Linked DNA regions of Homo sapiens: region 2 is linked to region 1. A link is an interaction called in ENCODE POLR2A ChIA-PET data of the cell type or tissue named here. Cell type or tissue: PC-3. All regions are shown on one strand. Each heading gives the region's core, and the rest is flanking DNA. Links, peaks and the distances in the headings are about the cores only.

Region 1 (8,335 bases), core at 120-8,119:
AACTACCATTCAGAGCTTCAGGTCAGCCTCCAAGGACATGTCTTACCACACTGGATTGATAGAATTCAAGCCAAACAAAGGAATGTTTTAGGTTGTCTTGTTACAGAAAAATGTACGTGTGGTTTCTGTTAGGCTTCTGGAAATGCGAAAACACCTAAAGGAACTCCTCTCTCTAAGGAGCCATCGACTTGGGCTTTCAACATACATACCGCTCTTTGCTTGATCTCTACTTGGCTTCTCTTCCCCTACCAACCTCTGAAAAGTTGCCCCTAGAGTTCCATCCAGAGTCTCTTTCTCTTCTCACATGACACATTCTCCTCCAGCAATGCCATCCATATCCATGGCTCGGACAAAAAGCCACATGTTCACTCCCAAACCTGTATCTAAAACTCCTAGTGTTCCACCAAGCTCCGGTCCCCCATATCCAGCTGTTTACAGGATGTCACCAAAACCCTACCTCCCTAGGCTCATCGCACAGCCTGTCCAAAACTACCCCTTCCCGCCTCCCACACCCTCACTTCTCCCCAACAACTTCCATCTGCCTTCCTTAGCTCAGTCACCTGCATCACCATCCCTCCACTTAGCTGTACAAACAAGGAAACACAGAAATAGTTCCAGCAGTTCTCTCTCCTCCACTCCCTACCTTCGATCTATCACTGAGTTATATTAGCTCCCACCTTTGAAACATCTTTTATATCCATCCTCTCCTCTCTATTCCTATTATCCTTGCTCTAGTCCAAATATCAGTACCACCTTGGCTGCATAAGAATCACCTGGAAACTTTTTAAGAAAAGAAAAAGGTTCCCATTCCCTCATTGATCCTGGATTCTGATTCAGGGGGCCTGGGTTGGAGCCTGAAGGAGTTTTAACAGGCATCTCAGGTTTGAAAACTACTGACATCCCACTCTATTGAAACGGTCCTTTATCTGTGCTGACAAATGTTTAACAACTAGATTGGTGGAGGGGGCTGATTTATATTATTTGCCAATTTCTGCCATGTATACTCCCACCATGATTGATTTCTGCTATCGGTGAAATTGGCATTGGGAAATGATATGCACAATCGGCGTCTACAAGTGGATGCCAGCTGGCCCCAGCATGCTAATGTGCCTAGATGTTATTATTATTATTATCATTATTACTATTTTAGAGGCCAAGTCTTGCTAGCTCTGTCTCCCAGGCTGGGGTGCAGTGGCATGAACATGGCTCACTGCAGTCTTCAACTCCCAGGCTCAAGCAATCCTTCCACCCCAGCCTGCCGAGTAGCTGGGACCACAGGTGTGCACCACCACACCCAGCTAAATTTTTTTTTTTTTTTTAGAAATGGGGTCTCCCTTTGTTGCCCAGGCTGGTCTTGAGCTCCTCGGCTCAAGCGACCCTCCCACCTTGGCCTCCCAAAGTGCTGGGATTACAGGCATGGCCCACCCCTGTTATCTTCTAAAACAGCTCTAGTCAAGTCTCTTCCCAAGTTACAGTCTCTTGAAGTCTTCCTATAATGTCATAGAATACAGTCCAAAGTTTTCTGCCTGCCACACAAGGCCTTACTACATGAAACTGACTTCCCCAGCAGAAAGCTCTTCCTGAGGCCTTTACACAGTTTTCCTTTCTGGGGCTCGTGCTCCCCAAATCTCCCATGCACATTCATTCCTGCAACTTCGTGCATGTTGTGCTCTCCACTTTCTCTTCATTTCCCTTCTATATGATCCATATCTTCCACCCTGGCCTATTGGGCGCTGTGTCACACAGAGGCCTGTCCCTTCCCTTGGTGCATTCAAATATTAACTCATTGACTTTTTTCTCTGCTGACCCAGAGCTCTGTCTCCTTTGAGCCATAGGACTAATGACAAATCCAAGTTGGCACAGTTATTACCAGTGAGACGGTAGCTCTGCCCGTGTGGTGGAGAGAACCTGTTGGCTACATCAGAGAACACCTCCTTTAGTGCAAACTCTGGCTGCTTTTTTCAATTCATTCAAGATACTGCATACTAATATGTTGTATTTAATACTAGGAATAAACCTTCCCATTAAAACACTTCTTCCCCATCTACAAAGTGCTCCCATGTATATGCTTCCAACTTTTTACCCTCATCAGGTAAATAAGAAGTGTATACACTCTGATCCCCATTTTAAAGATGAAGAAAATAGGCTGGGCACGGTGGCTCATGCCTGTAATCCCAGCAATTTGGGAAGCCAAGGCGGGTGGATCACTTGGGGCCAGGAGTTGGAGACCAGCCTGGCCAACGTGGTGAAACCCCGACTCTACTGAAAATATAAAAAATTAGTCAGGCGTGGTGGTGGCCCATGCCTGTAGTTCCAGCTACTCGGGAGGCTGAGGCATGAGAATCACTTGAACCTAGGAGGCAGGGGTTGCGGTGAGCCGAGATCGCGCCATCGCACTCCAGCCTGGGTGACAAAGTGAGACTCCATCTTAAAATAAATAAATAAATATAAATAAATAATAAAGATGAAGAAAATAAGACTTCACAGGGATACATGGCACGTCTATGAGCAAACTGTGCTGGTAAGCTAAGAAACAGGGATTTCTTTTTTTTTTTTTTTTTTTTTAATTTATTTTTTTATTGATAATTCTTGGGTGTTTCTCACAGAGGGGGATTTGGCAGGGTCATGGGACAATAGTGGAGGGAAGGTCAGCAGATAAACAAGTGAACAAAGGTCTCTGGTTTTCCTAGGCAGAGGACCCTGCGGCCTTCCGCAGTGTTTGTGTCCCTGATTACTTGAGATTAGGGATTGGTGATGACTCTTAACGAGCATGCTGCCTTCAAGCATCTGAGAAACAGGGATTTCAGTTTAAGGTTTTTTGTCCCTGAATTCTTTATTCTTTCACCTTAAGCACACTCCAGTGCTGGAGCGTAGCATTCACTTGGAGAAGGGGTGGGTGGCAGGGATAACCTCACTGATGAGACTGAAGGGACTCTGAGCTTGGGCTGGGACTCAGGGGCTGAGCTGAGCTTGAATGTTCACTCTGCCACAAGTGTCAGCCGTCTCTGCTTTGCAGGTGGCAGCCCTCAGCTAGAAAGCAAGAGCATCTGGGAAGTCCAAGGCAAGTGAAAACCTTGAAACAAGAAGTAACGAGTCTGCTCTGCCCAGTTTGAGGCAGTTTGTCAGGGGATGGCACCTGCCACTGAGGTCACAAAGCCACAGGTGAAACCATAGAAATAAACAAATGACTGGCCCGGCACGGTGGCTCACACCTGTAATCCCAGCACTTTGGGAGGCCAAGGCGGGCAGATCACGAGGTCAGGAGATCGAGACCATCCTGGCTAACATGGTGAAACCTCATCTCTACTAAAAATACAGAAAAATTGGCCAGGCATGGTGGCGGGCGCCTGTGGTCCCAGCTACTCGGGAGGCTGAGGCAGGAGAATGGCGTGAACCCAGGAGGTGGACCTTGCAGTGAGCCAAGACCGTGCCACTGCACTCCAGCCTGGGCGACAGAGCAAGATCCCATTTCAAAAAAAAAAAAAAAAAGAAATAAACAAATGACCATACCAGAAAAAAAAAAAACCTGCACTTGAAAGTAGAGCTATCTTGGCCGGGCGCAGTGGCTCATGCCTGTAATCCCAGCACTTTGGGAGGCTGAGGCGGGGGTATCGCATGAGGTCAGGAGTTTGAGACCAGCCTGGCCAACATGGTGAAACCCCCGTCTCTACTAAAAATACAAAAATTAGCCGAGTGTGGTGGTGGACACCTGTAATCCCAGCTACTCGGGAGGCTAAGGCAGAAGAATCACTTGAACCCAGGAGGCAGAGGTTGCAGTGAGCCGAGATCACGCCATTGCACTGCAGCCTGGGCAACAAGAACGAAACTCTGTCTCAAAACAAAACAACAACAACAACAAAAAGTAGAGCTGTCTCAACAACCAGCTGGGGAAGAAACCATAGACAATCCAAAAAAGACAGAGCAGTGTGCCAAGGCATAGGCCAGGACTTCCCAGAGCTAGAGCCAGGGCTGGAGAGACTTCTAGGAGGCCAGTGACGTTTGGCCTGCAGCCCAAGGGGGAGTCTTTGGGAACCAGAGAGGCCAGCACCACCTCATTTAGCCACAAGGACAGGAATCACAAGGGCTCGGCCAGCTGCAGACAGAAATGCTGGTGCCCTGGGGGACTCTTAGGAAACAGTCCTGGTAGCAGTGCCAGCTTGGCTTTTCTGCCAGCTGAAGTCAACATAGCTTGATTTAGGAGCCAACCTGGAGTCAGTCGGGGCAGCTGATTCCCCAGAAAGACGACTGAACTGACAAGAACATTTTAGAAGCAGCCCAGGCAACAGGAGCACTGGTCCATTCACATCTGATTGAAGACCAAACTCAATTAAGACTCAATATGTTTTTAAGACATTTTTTATGACTATGGCTTCCCAACTGGCTATTAATTTTGCTATCACCTGTTTCCCTCTAGTCAACACAAGCCAAACCTCTTAAAAAGCCAAAAATATGTGAATTCCAAAAGGTCACGAGGTGGGAAAGACACAGAGAGCCTTGTGTTCTTCCTGGACGGCCCAGGAAAGAGGCGCCCAAGGAAAGGAGAAGCTGATGCACCTGGGAAGGCAGATGGATTCTTGGGTCCTAAAGGGACAAAGGAAACGTAGGAGCAGGGGATTCATGCAGAAACCCTATCAAAGACCAACCGCTCTAGTGACCTCGGAGCTCAAGGACAAGCAGCCCGCAAGCTGTGCTGTTTTCCAGAAAGAATCCTTTCAGCTTCCTGCCTCCCCTTCCCTGCCCCACTCCTGTCCGCCCCCCAAATCCTGCTGACCCAACCACCATCCAATTTCATTTGCCCTTAGCCCCGGGAAAAACTGGCTTATGGTAAAAGCATTATCTTGTTTTTTCCAATTGGAAGACATAAAAACAGTCCTAACCAAAAACTCTGGTCATTAACACTCACAGAGTGCCCTGGGGGGCCTGGGGAGAAATCCCCGCATTGACTGGGGCTGGAGTCACGGTGTCTAGGTGTAATTGCCACAAATCTGCCCAATCACGCTCCTGGCCTATATCCAATTAACCCTCTTCAAGTTCAGTCCCGGAACCCACTGAACTTGGACAAGAACATAAAAAGGATTTTGATGGTCCACAAAGTAGATAATTCATGTACTTTAATTCATCTACTATATTTTCTACTATATTCATCTACTATAATTCATCTGTTTCCACAATGCCATTTTCCACTCAGGATTAAACTCCATGTCTTCTCTGCCAAGCACTTTGACAGCCTTCTGATAAGCTTGTCATACCACACATGGTCACTTTTCAGTAGCATGGAGGCAACAGGTACTGGATAATTCAGGATATCGAGCAGAAGAAAACAGAAGTTGACTAATCCACAAACCATTTATTTTTAGTTTGAGAATTTTAATGAAACACACACACACGTATGTCCAATCACACTCCTGGCCTATATCCAATTAACTCTCTTCAAGTTCAGTTCTGGGACCCACTGAACTTGAAGGGACAAGGGTGAGGACAAGGACATAAAAATGGACAAGAACATAAAAAGGATGTTGATGCTCCATAAAGTAAATAATTCATTCACTCAGAAAACACTTTTTGAATGGCAATCTGTACACAGAAAACAGATGAGAGGCAAGCTTTGGGTGAGCCAGGTGTCCAGTGAGAAGGTAGCAGAACAAATTTACCTAAGACCCAGCCCTGCCCTCCAGAACCTCAGTGTGTGTTTAGGAACAGGACTTAAAGTATAAAGATAGTTGTGAATAACCAGTTCACATCATAGGGGAAGGGTCAACTAACAGGTATTTGAGTACCTAGTATATGGATTTTTTGCACACTATCTCACTTAAAAGTCAGTATTTGAAGAAAATAATATTCTTCTCTCTCTTTTTTATCAAACTCAATTCTTTTATCTTCAATTCCTTTAAATCATGAATATGGCCGACCACAGTGGTGCATGCCTGTAATCTCAACAATTTGGGAGGCCGAGGTGGGTGGATCATCTGAAGTCGGGAGTTGGAGACCAGCCTAGACAACATGGCAAAACCCCACCTCTATTAAAAATAGAAAATTAGCCAGGTATGGTGGCTCACACCTGTAATCCCAGCTACTCTGGAGGCTGAGGCAGGAGAATTGCTTGAACCCAGGAGATGGAGGTTGCAGTGAGCCCAGATCATGCCACTGCACTCTCGCCTGGGTGACAAAAGCAAAACTCCATCTCAAAAAAAAAAAAAGAAGATAAGGGTTCATGAAGATTTTCCCATGATCAGCAAATTAAAAAAAAATATATAGAAGTGTCTTATTTCTTTGCAATCAAATACCCCAATCTGCCCTAACTCCAAGGGCTGGTCACCATAACTATAACCCATCTACAATGCAGTGCATGTTCTTTGTCATCTACACAGCCTCTGCTACAACAAGCTCCTAGAAACACTTTTCCAAACTCATGGCTAGGAAGGCCATTGTGTCTGTGATTGTCTGAATATTCTGTTAACTCCGCTGTGTATTACGGTGTGCATTAAGCATTAAAGTGATTGTTCTCACTGAGCTCAGACTCAGAGTTGGGGGGAAATTACAGGAGCACAAAGGACTAGCCCCAAAAGAACCTCCACTTCAATCACCAAGCCATACCTGGAACTACCCATTTGCAGACTTGAAATTTGAAAATAACCCACCCGTATACACACTCTACATGTTGAGAGATACTTGTTCTTATCACTCAGAATGCTCCCATTCTCCTGGAATTTTTTGCCCATTACTCACATTGGGGAGTATGAAGAGGAGGGGAAAAAAAAAAAAAAACAAAACAGCCTTTCACTGTTTCCTTATCTAGGATACTGTTCATCCTATAAATCAAAAAAGGGATTTGCATCAAATTCTTTATGACCATTTTCTTCTCAGATTGATTTTAGTGAGAAGGTAATTGTGATGGTTAATTTTAGGTGTCAGTTTGACTGGATTAAAGACTACCTAGGAACCCGGTAAAGCATTATTTTTGGGCGTGTCTGTGAAGATGTTGCCAGAAGAGATCAGCATGTGAGTCTGAGTGGACTAGGTGCGGAAGATCCGCCCTCATTGTGAGTGGGCACCATCCATTCTGCTGGGGGCCTGGAAAACAAAAACTGAGAAAAGGTGAATATGTGAATGGAACTGCCAGAGTTGGATTATATTCTTCCTCTCTCTGTCCCTCAGTGGCTCTCTGAGTTCTAGGCCTTTGGCCTCAAACCGAGAGTTACAACATCAGCTTCTCTGGTTCTGAGGCCTGCAGACTTGGACTGAGCCACGCTACCAGCATCCCAGGGTCTCCGGTGTGTTGTGGGACTTCTCAGCCTCCATAATCATGTAAGCCAATTCCCCTAATCCCCTCCCCTCTCCTCTCTCTCTCTCTCAGAACTCCAACTAGGTTCTGTGTAGCATACATACGCACTTATCGTGGAGTCATGCATAAAGTGGTACTCATCTATTTAAAATATGTGGCAGCCAGGCATGGTGGCTTACGCCTGTAATCCCAACATTTTGGGAGGCCGAGGCAGGAGGATTCCTTGAGCCCAGGAGTTCAAGACCACCTTGGATAACATAGCAGGACCCTGTCTCTACAAAAAAGTGGAGAAATTAGCCAGGTGCGGTGGTGCATGCCTGTAGTCTCAGCTACTCAGAAGCTGAGGTAGGAGGATCACTTGAGCCCAGGAGGTCGTGGCTGCAGTAAGCGTGATTGCACCAGCGCACTCCAGCCCAGGCGATAGAGTGAGACCCCATCTCAAAAAACAAATACATAAAATAAAATATGTGGAAAATAGAGCACGGAGCACAGTGGAGCAATAGCACCAGAGCCAGGCTCATAAGGCTGGGTCCAGCACTGACTCTGTCATGGACTCCGTAGAACACAGAGCAAGTTGCCCCATTGTTCTGAACTTCAGTTTGCTTATCTGTAAAATGAACAGAGTGTGCTAGACAATCACATAGGCCCTGTCTAGCCTTAAAAGTCCCATGACGCTAAGCTAAGAAATCTTCCATTAAGCCTGTTTGAAGGCTAAGTGGAAGACACAAAGATTGAGAAAGAAGGGAGTTGCTGGCTATTCTAAAACACGTGAACTAAACCACGAGGGTAGGCTGACGCTGGCTGGACAGTGGGGAAAGAATAGCAGTCTAAGAACAAACGTGGTTTAGAGGCAGCTAACAGAGACACAGAAATGTGGCTTCCTGGTTCACTTCCTGTATGCTCATTTGATAAGTGTGTCCTTTAACTGTTACTCTCTTTCCAGGTTATCATTTTATAACAATCTCTAATTTTATTAATAAAATCATGAGCCGATACTTCACAGCAGGAAGGGATTCGAGGGATAAACTGTTCTAATTCTTTCTTTCTTTCTTT
Region 2 (8,335 bases), core at 120-8,119, 180 kb after region 1:
CTGTCAGGATATTGGATTTAATGCTGAGCTTGCGGGGATTAAAAAATATCTAAACTAGAAAAGGAGGGGGTGGCAAGCAGAGGGGATAATAATAAGCCAAAATTTTTCAGCAGGTATGCCAAACACGAAACAACTCTTCTTGCAAAAGAGAGAAAAATGTAATTCTCCCCATCCCTATCAGGATGACAAGAAAGATAATGCTGATGTCAGCCAAAATCTAAGATACGGAATGAAGGGTACTCAGGTTAGAGAGAGAATTCGTTCCTAGGTTAGCCAGCAAAGCAGGCAGCAAACATCTTGCCAAGCACCCTGGCTGGAAGTATAGCCTTTGCAGAAAAAGATTATATTTAAAGCAGTGTTGCTATGAGGTCGCTACATATTATGCTACTGGTAAAGAATACTGACAAGCACATGGTAGTAATAGATCCTCAAAAAACCCCTGCTCACTGATCAGATTCTTAGCTTCAAATTTTCATCACAATTATATTCTTATCCTGGCCTTTCTCTTCTGTTTTCAGGTGAATTAAATGTCAGTGCATATGAGCCTTTATTTTTACAATAGATGAAATCCTTATAAAGTTGCACATAAATCTACTTTTTATTATCAATGATACAGTTTTTTTTTTTTTCTCTGAAACATGGTCTCGCTCTGTCACCCAGGCTGGAGTGCAGTGGTGTTATCATAGCTCACTGCAGCCTCAACTTCCTGGGCTCAAGCGATCCTCCCAAGAACCTGGACTACAGGTGTGCACCGCCACACCCAGCTAATTTTTCTAGTTTTTGTAGAGACGCGGTCTCACTGTGTTGCAAGGGCTGGTCTCAAACTCCTGGCCTCAAGCAGTCCTTCCACCTTGGCCTCCCAAAGTGCTGAAATAACAGGCATAAGCCTCTGCTCCTGGCCAACAATATGCTTTTATACACACAACGTGCAATTCACTGAAGATGCAAGTGCATGCCCATAATAGACAAAATTTCTAAATTTTAGAAATTGATTATTTAGTTGGGGAAATCAGGTACAAACCCAAACATGAAAGAAATCACTTCTAAAGGATTTGAGTAAGGAGTTCACTTGGGATACCACCTGCTGGAAATACCATTCAGAGGCTGGAAGAGCAAGTTGAACCCAGGGTTTTGATGATAGATAAATGGAGAAAAGGAAGGAAGGTTTTTGGCAGGAGTGGTGTGAGCTAAATTGGGAAACTGGTAATTTGCCATATTGTTAGATTAGCTGTGATGAGAGAGGGGAGTACATCCCATCTGAAAAGAGCATTTTTCAGCTGGAGAGGAAGAGGGTGGCATGGGAGGAAGAGGGATCGGCAGGAGTGTGTAGGGTTGGAGGCAGGCAAGCTGATTCAATGTCTGTAAACAGAATGGCATTTTTCACACTTCAGATTGGGAGTCCAATGACAACTGATCATTTCAGAGCAGTTTCATCTTCATTTCTTTTTTTTTTTTTGAGACGGAGTCTCGCTCTGTCGCCCAGGCTGGAGTGCAGTGGCGGGATCTCGGCTCACTGCAAGCTCCGCCTCCCGGGTTCACGCCATTCTCCTGCCTCAGCCTCCCAAGTAGCTGGGACTACAGGCGCCCGCCACTACGCCCGGCTAATTTTTTGTATTTTTAGTAGAGACGGGGTTTCACCGTTTTAGCCGGGATGGTCTCGATCTCCTGACCTCGTGATCCGCCCGCCTCGGCCTCCCAAAGTGCTGGGATTACAGGCGTGAGCCACCGCGCCCGGCCTCATCTTCATTTCTAATTGAAGTTTAATTCTACTTCAGCCCCAAGTGTCTGTCACCATTCAACTTCAGTACCTACGTATAAATACTGACAAAGAGTTGCCTTTCTATTCCTGTTAATCCTTTTTAGAAAAGTGAGGAAATGCTAAAAAGATAAACTAATGGCTGGTTAATTTGTTTCTGGCAAATTTCAGTCTTGCATTAGTAGGATTGCTCGAAGTGGGTCATGCCTGTATTTCCTCTGTATTTCCTCTGTGTGTGTGTAGAAGATAACCTACTCTAATGAGCTCCAGGCTTTTTTTTTTTTTTTTTAACCTTCCTTCACAATCAGGAAACATCCCCAGCCCCAAGACACTGGAGAATAACTGTAACTGTGATGCATCTCTCTGTGATAGACTGCAAAAGATAGCTCCCTTTTGCCCCAGGTTGCTTTTTATTTCTTTTCAGGAATGTGGGAGGGATGGAAACATCAGGGAGAAAAAACTTTTCCTCTACCCTTATGTTCAGTAACTAGAGGCCTGCAAATTGAACAACAGATTAACAGGAGAAAAAGCACGCAATGTTTACTAATATTTACATGAATGGGAGTTACTAGAAAAGAAATGAAGCTCAAAGAAGTAGTTAGAAGCCAGGCGCTATGGCTTGTGCCTGTAGTCCCAGCTACTTTGTAGGTTGAAGTGGAAGGATCTCTTGAATCCAGGAGTTCAAGTCCAGGAGGAAAGGAAAGAGAGAGAGAGAGAAGGAAGGAAGGAAGGAAGGAAGGAAGGAAGGAAGGAAGGAAGGAAGGAAGGAAGGAAGGAGAAAGAGAGAGAGAAAGATAAAGAAAGAAAGTAAGTAAGAAGGAAGGAAGGAAGGAAAGAAAGAAAGAGAAAGAAAGAAAGAAAGAGAAAGAAAGAAAGAAGGAAAGAAAGAGGGAGAGAGAGAAAGAAAGGAAAGCGGGAGGGAGGGAAAGAGTGGTTAGATTCTGGGGCTTACATACCATTTTAAACGAAGAAAAGGAAGTTTGAGTTTCAAGGGATGTGAAAGCAGGAGTAAGTGACTAAGAATATGTGGGAGAACTAATGGAAGATTAGAGTTATTTTAGTAAAGTTTTTGTATGCAGACTTCTCTCAGTGCCGACTCTCCATCTCTCTGATAAGAGTCACTCTCCTCTTCCTGGTGCCAGGAGAAGGGGACACCATCATTAGGGAAATTTATGCCACCTTCTCAAAGATAAATTTACGCCCTGCTTTTAGATGGATAAGTGAAGGGCAGGAAACTCTTGCTACATCTGTTGATCCTCAATTGCCTTTGGCTCAAAATAACCCTCCAAAAGTGGCATATTTGGGGGTGGCATATCCTGATCCTCTTCAGAAACTAACATGTATTGCATGCCTTTTTTAAGAGCTGTTTTTTTTCATGCGCCACCTCATTTTATTATTACAGCAATCCAAGGAGTTGTATTAGTCCCAATTCACAGGTAAGAAAACGGAGACCCACAGAAGTGAAATAGCTTGCTTAAGATTACAAGTGAAGGCCAGGCACGGTGGTTCACATCTATAATCCCAGCATTTTGGGACGCCAAGGTGGGCGGATCACAAGTTCAGGAGTTTGAGACCAGCCTGGCCAACATGCTGAAACCCTGTCTCTACTAAAAATACAAAAATTAGCCAGGCGTGGTGGTGCAAGCCTGTAATCCCAGCTACTTGGGAGTCTGGGGCAGGAGAATTGCTTGAACCCAGGAGCTGGAGGTTGTGGTGAGCCGAGATCACGCCATAGCTCTCCAGCCTGGGCAACAGAGCAAGACTCCATTTTTGTGGGGGGGGGGGGGTTGGGGAGAAAGATTACAAGTGAATAGGAGGCAAGGCCAGCAGCAAACACACTTCGGTCTGATTTTAAAACCGAAGTTCTTTCCTCCATCCCACAGCACCATTCTTCCCTTGGAGGGGGAGTTGTAGATTTGCAGGCAGGAAGGGAAAGACTACAATGTTTGAAGAGAGAGGGAGCGATAAATAAACGTTACTTACTAGTAAGGGGAAGAATTATGAAATAGTGCTGCTACAGCTTGGCTCTGCACTGCCCTTAAGTTGCAAAGGTTGGTTGTTGCTGGGAGATGAGGCTTTTTCCCGCATGGGGTTATTTGTTGTAGAGAATCTTTGAACCATATCACTAAATCACAATTACTGCTCATGCTATGAAGCTTTGCTTCCTGGAATGAGCCCGTGCCCTCAACTCATTCTTCAAGACTCTGCACAGACATCCACACTCCTCTGAATCCTCTCTTAGTGCTTTTCACGTGGAGTCTCCTCGGTCTACCTGCAACATTTGGGAAAGGATTTAGGTGTCAATTCTAAAAAATAAGCCATCTTGCCATTAGACAGTCAGAAACCTGTGTAGCCTCCCGAGTCCTCTGTTAAAGATTCCTGACCTTTTCTTGGTGGTTTACTTTTCGACAAACTGGAGTAAGTCCGACATGGATGAATGTCTGGAAGTCCTTCCCTTCTCTATTCTTTTCTCTATTTCTCTTCTTTATGCCCCTACATTCTTCTCTGTCTTGACCATCTGTCTGTCTTCTCTGCCAAGACCCCAACTCTATCCTAGAAGCCAAAAGCGAGCTTCATGAAGTCGATTGTCCTTGCCTTGCTGGGGTGGTAGCAGTGTGGTTGTGGTGGTCTCTGTGCCTGCTCTCGGTAGGGCAGCCTCTACAATGGTGCCTGCCCAGCTGGAGGCCCTTGGTAAGGATGCGCTGAGTGATATAAACACAGGGACTATCCCTGGGGCCATTCAGATTCTTTAGATTGGAAAATGCGCTAGACTTATAAAGGTCTCTTACTGTTTTGTGTTTGGGTTTTTTTGTTGTTGTTCTTCTTGTTATTCACAATAGTTCTGACCTCTTAAGACACCTTTCAAATGTCACTGCAGAGGGCATGTGTAGTTTTGCTCACACAGTGGCATTTACTGCCCCTTTGTCTTTTCACAATGTTCAGGTTTTCTTCAGGGAACAGGAAACCTACCGTACTCCAGTCTCAGCCCATGGACTTTGGCTAGAGCTTTGTTAGAGAACAACGTTCCTTTGGCTGGAGCCCTTACCACGTACTGCTCACCCACGTGTCAGCCTAGAAGCCCTCTTCCATGCCAGCTCTTTCTTTTTTTTTCTTTCTTTTTTTAACTTTAAGTTTTGGGATACATGTGGAGAATGTGCAGGTTTGTTATATAGGTATACACGTACCGTGGTGGTTTGCTGCCCCTATCAGCCCGTCATCTAGGTTTTAAGCCCTGCATGCATCAGGTGTTTGTCCTAATGCTCTCCCTCCCCTTGTCCCCTACCCCCCGACAGGCCCTGATGTTTAATGTTCCCCTCCCTGTGTCCATGTGTTCTCATGGTTCAACTCCCACTTATGAGTGAGAAGATGCTGTGTTTGGTTTTCTGTTCCTGTGTTAGTTTTCTGAGAATGATGCCTTCCAGCTTCATCCATGTCCCTGCAAAGGACATGAACTCATTCTTTTTTATGGCTGTATAGTATTCCATTGTGTATACGTGCCACATTTTCTTTATCCAGTCTATCATTGATGGGCATTTGGGTTGGTTCCAAGTCTTTGCTATTGTAAATAGTGCTGCAGTAAACATACATGTGCATGTGTCTGTATAGTAGAATGATTTATAATCTTTTGGATATATACCCAGTAATGGGATTGCTGGTCAAATGGTATTTCTGGTTCTAGATCCTTGAGGAAGTCTTCAACAATGGTTGAACTAACTTACACTCCCACCAACAGTGTAAAAGTGTTCCTATTTCTCCACAGCCTCGCCAGCATCTGTTGTTTCCTGACTTTTTAATAATAGCCATTCTAACTCACGCCAGCTCTTTCATAAAGCTTTTCTGATCCCCCTACCACAATGCCCACTGTTGGGAGTCAACTTTTCTTCCTCTGCACTTAGAGAAAATATTTACATCTTTCTTATGCCACCTGTATTTTTATGTTCATTGTATCATATCAATTGTTATCATGTCTGATCTCCTAGAAGGCTGAGATTGTAGACTTTAACAGTTAATGTCCCATTCATCTCTGCAACCCTATTATATGCTAGGGCACAATGGCATAATAATAGGTGCTATGTAAATATTGGTTGAGTAAATGATGCTGTGAGAAAACGTATGGATGAACAGATTATTATAAAAATAAATGAGATTTGGCCAGGCGCGGTGGCTCATACCTGTAATCCCAGCACTTTGGGTGAAGGGGCGGCCTGCCCCTCCATACATGTGGGTATTTCTAGTCGGGTGGGACGAGAGACTGAGAAAAGAAATAAGACACAGAGACAAAGTATAGAGAAACAATAGTGGGCCCAGGGGAACGGCGCTCAGCATACCAAGGACCTGCACTGGCACCGGTCTCTGAGTTCTCTCAGTTTTTATTGATTATTATCTTCATTATTTCAGCAAAAAGGAATGTAGTAGGAGAGCAGGGTGATAATAAGGAGAAGGTCAGCAACAAACATGTGAGCAACAGAATCTATGTCATAATGAAGTTCGAGGGAAGGTACTACGACTGGACGTGCACGTAAGCCAGATTTATGTTTCTCTCCACCCAAACACCTCAGTGGAGTAAAGAATAACAAGGCAGCATTGCTGCAAACATGTCTCGCCTCCCACCACAGGGCGGTTTTTCTCTCATCTCAGAATTGAACAAATGTACAATCGGGTTTTAAACCGAGACATTCAGTTCCCAGGGACAGGCAGGAGACAGTGGCCTGTGTTTATCTCAACTGCAAGAGGCTTTCCTCTTTTACTAAGCCACCTCAGCACAGACCCTTTATGGGTGTCGGGCCGGGGGACGGTCAGGTCTTTCTCATCCCACGAGGCCATATTTCAGGCTATCATATGGGGAGAAACCTTGGACAATACCCAGTTTTCAAGGGCAGAGGTCCCTGCGGATTTCCGCGGTGCATCGTGCCCCTGGTTTATTGAGACTAGAGAATGGCGAAGATTTTTACCAAGTATACTGCTTTTGTTAACAAGGCACGTCCTGCACAGCCCTAGATCTCTTAAACCTTGATTTCATACAACACATGTTTTTGTGAGCTCCAGGTTGGGTCAAAGTGGCTGGGACAAAGCTACGAATTAACAACATCTCAGCAAAGCAATTGTTTAAAAGTACAGGCCTTTTTCAAAATGGAGTCTCTTATGTCTTCCCTTTCTACATAGACACAGTAACAGTCTGATCTCTCTTTCTTTTCCCTACACTGGGACACCAAGGCGGATGGATCATGAGGTCAGGAGATCGAGACCATCCTGGCTAACATGGTGAAATCCCGTCTTTACTAAAAATACAAAAAAAAAAAAAAAAATTAGCCGGGTGTGGTGGCGGGCGCCTATAGTCCCAGCTACTCGGGAGGCTGAGGCAGAAGAATGTTGTGAACCCGGGAGGCAGAGCTTGCAGTGAGCCAAGATCACCCCTCTGCACCCGAGCCTGGGCGACAGAGCGAGACTCGGTCTCAGATAAATAAATAAATAAATAAATAAATAAATAAATAAATAAATAAATAAATTAAATAAATAAATAAAATAAAAATAAAATAAAATAAATAAATAAATGAGATTTATGTTCCTATTTCCTTCTTCTTGAATGATGGCATTTTCCATTACCTTCAATAGGTCCCTCTTAAGTAAGCTTTCTGGGATTCTAACATTTATTAGTAAGTTTATGAACAATGACCTCAAGGAAAATTCCAAATCATCAAAATGGAGCATTTCTATTCTATTAGCAGAGCAGTATTATACAACTGTAATGTTAAGGCATTTCACAATCTGAATTCATTATTCATTCATTCATTCAACAAAATACATGGAGAAAGATAAAATAAGTATAATATATGCTTCCTGCCCTTTCAATCCATTTAGGAAAACAACAGACACACTAATTAAAAGTTTACTAAGACAAGGCATCTGAGGACAGATCTCTGTGAAGGCAGGGATCAAGGAAAACTTTACGTAAGAGGGATTGACCAAAACATTTCAAGCAAATTATGATTTGAAGGTTTATGATTATTTCAAGTACTGCCATGGGACTCCATGCTCATTTGAAATTTTCTGAATTTGACAACAGCCTTCTCTAGCCTAATAGGAGATTGAGAATAATTTAAATGTCAGTAGAACTATTTTTATATTTATATCAAATTTATACCCTATAGTTCTGGCTTGGTGTAGCGGCTGATGCCTATAATCCCAATACTTTGGGAGGCTGAGGTGAGAGGATCACTGGAGGCTAGGAGTTTGAGACCAGGCTGGACAATATAACAAGACCCTATCCCTACCAAAATAAAAATAAAAATAATTTTTTAATTTAAAAAATATCTGTAGTTCTACATTTTCCTTGCCAACTTGCCCAGATAAATCTGAGAAACCATTAAAAAATGATTCATTGTCTAACAATGCAGTTGTCATCAGATCACAAGCACATGGTCATTAAGGTGAGGGGCTCTGCTCCCAAGAGGAAAGCAAACTCTTTGGATCCATCTCAGATGCTGGGTTCTGATGCTGTGTTGTCTGTTTCCATCTCTTTCACTTCTCCATCATCTAGAGGTTTCCAGTTACCAACTCCAAGCTGGAAAGACACTTGGA

Evidence for each region. ChIA-PET counts read pairs that join two places held together with the same protein. Peaks named below come from ENCODE experiments on the same cell type or tissue, not always from the same donor. Only the 100,000 strongest peaks of a DNase experiment are listed, where the experiment ranks them.
Region 2: POLR2A ChIA-PET joins it to region 1 with 23 read pairs; 3 of 35 experiments call an interaction of 5 or more read pairs at or near these places.

Annotation. Positions count from the first base shown.
Region 1 is chr11:123,457,122-123,465,456 of GRCh38, reverse strand. All of the region lies in intron 1 of GRAMD1B (GRAM domain containing 1B), which reads right to left. Among named protein-coding and RNA genes, the nearest start is that of GRAMD1B, 31 kb to the right of the region's middle. In PC-3, for the core only: no CTCF peak of the experiment used is centred there; no DNase peak of the experiment used is centred there; H3K27ac peaks cover 5,339 bases.
Region 2 is chr11:123,278,325-123,286,659 of GRCh38, reverse strand. No RefSeq gene overlaps it. Among named protein-coding and RNA genes, the nearest start is that of LINC02727, 32 kb to the left of the region's middle. In PC-3, for the core only: no CTCF peak of the experiment used is centred there; no DNase peak of the experiment used is centred there; H3K27me3 peaks cover 2,863 bases.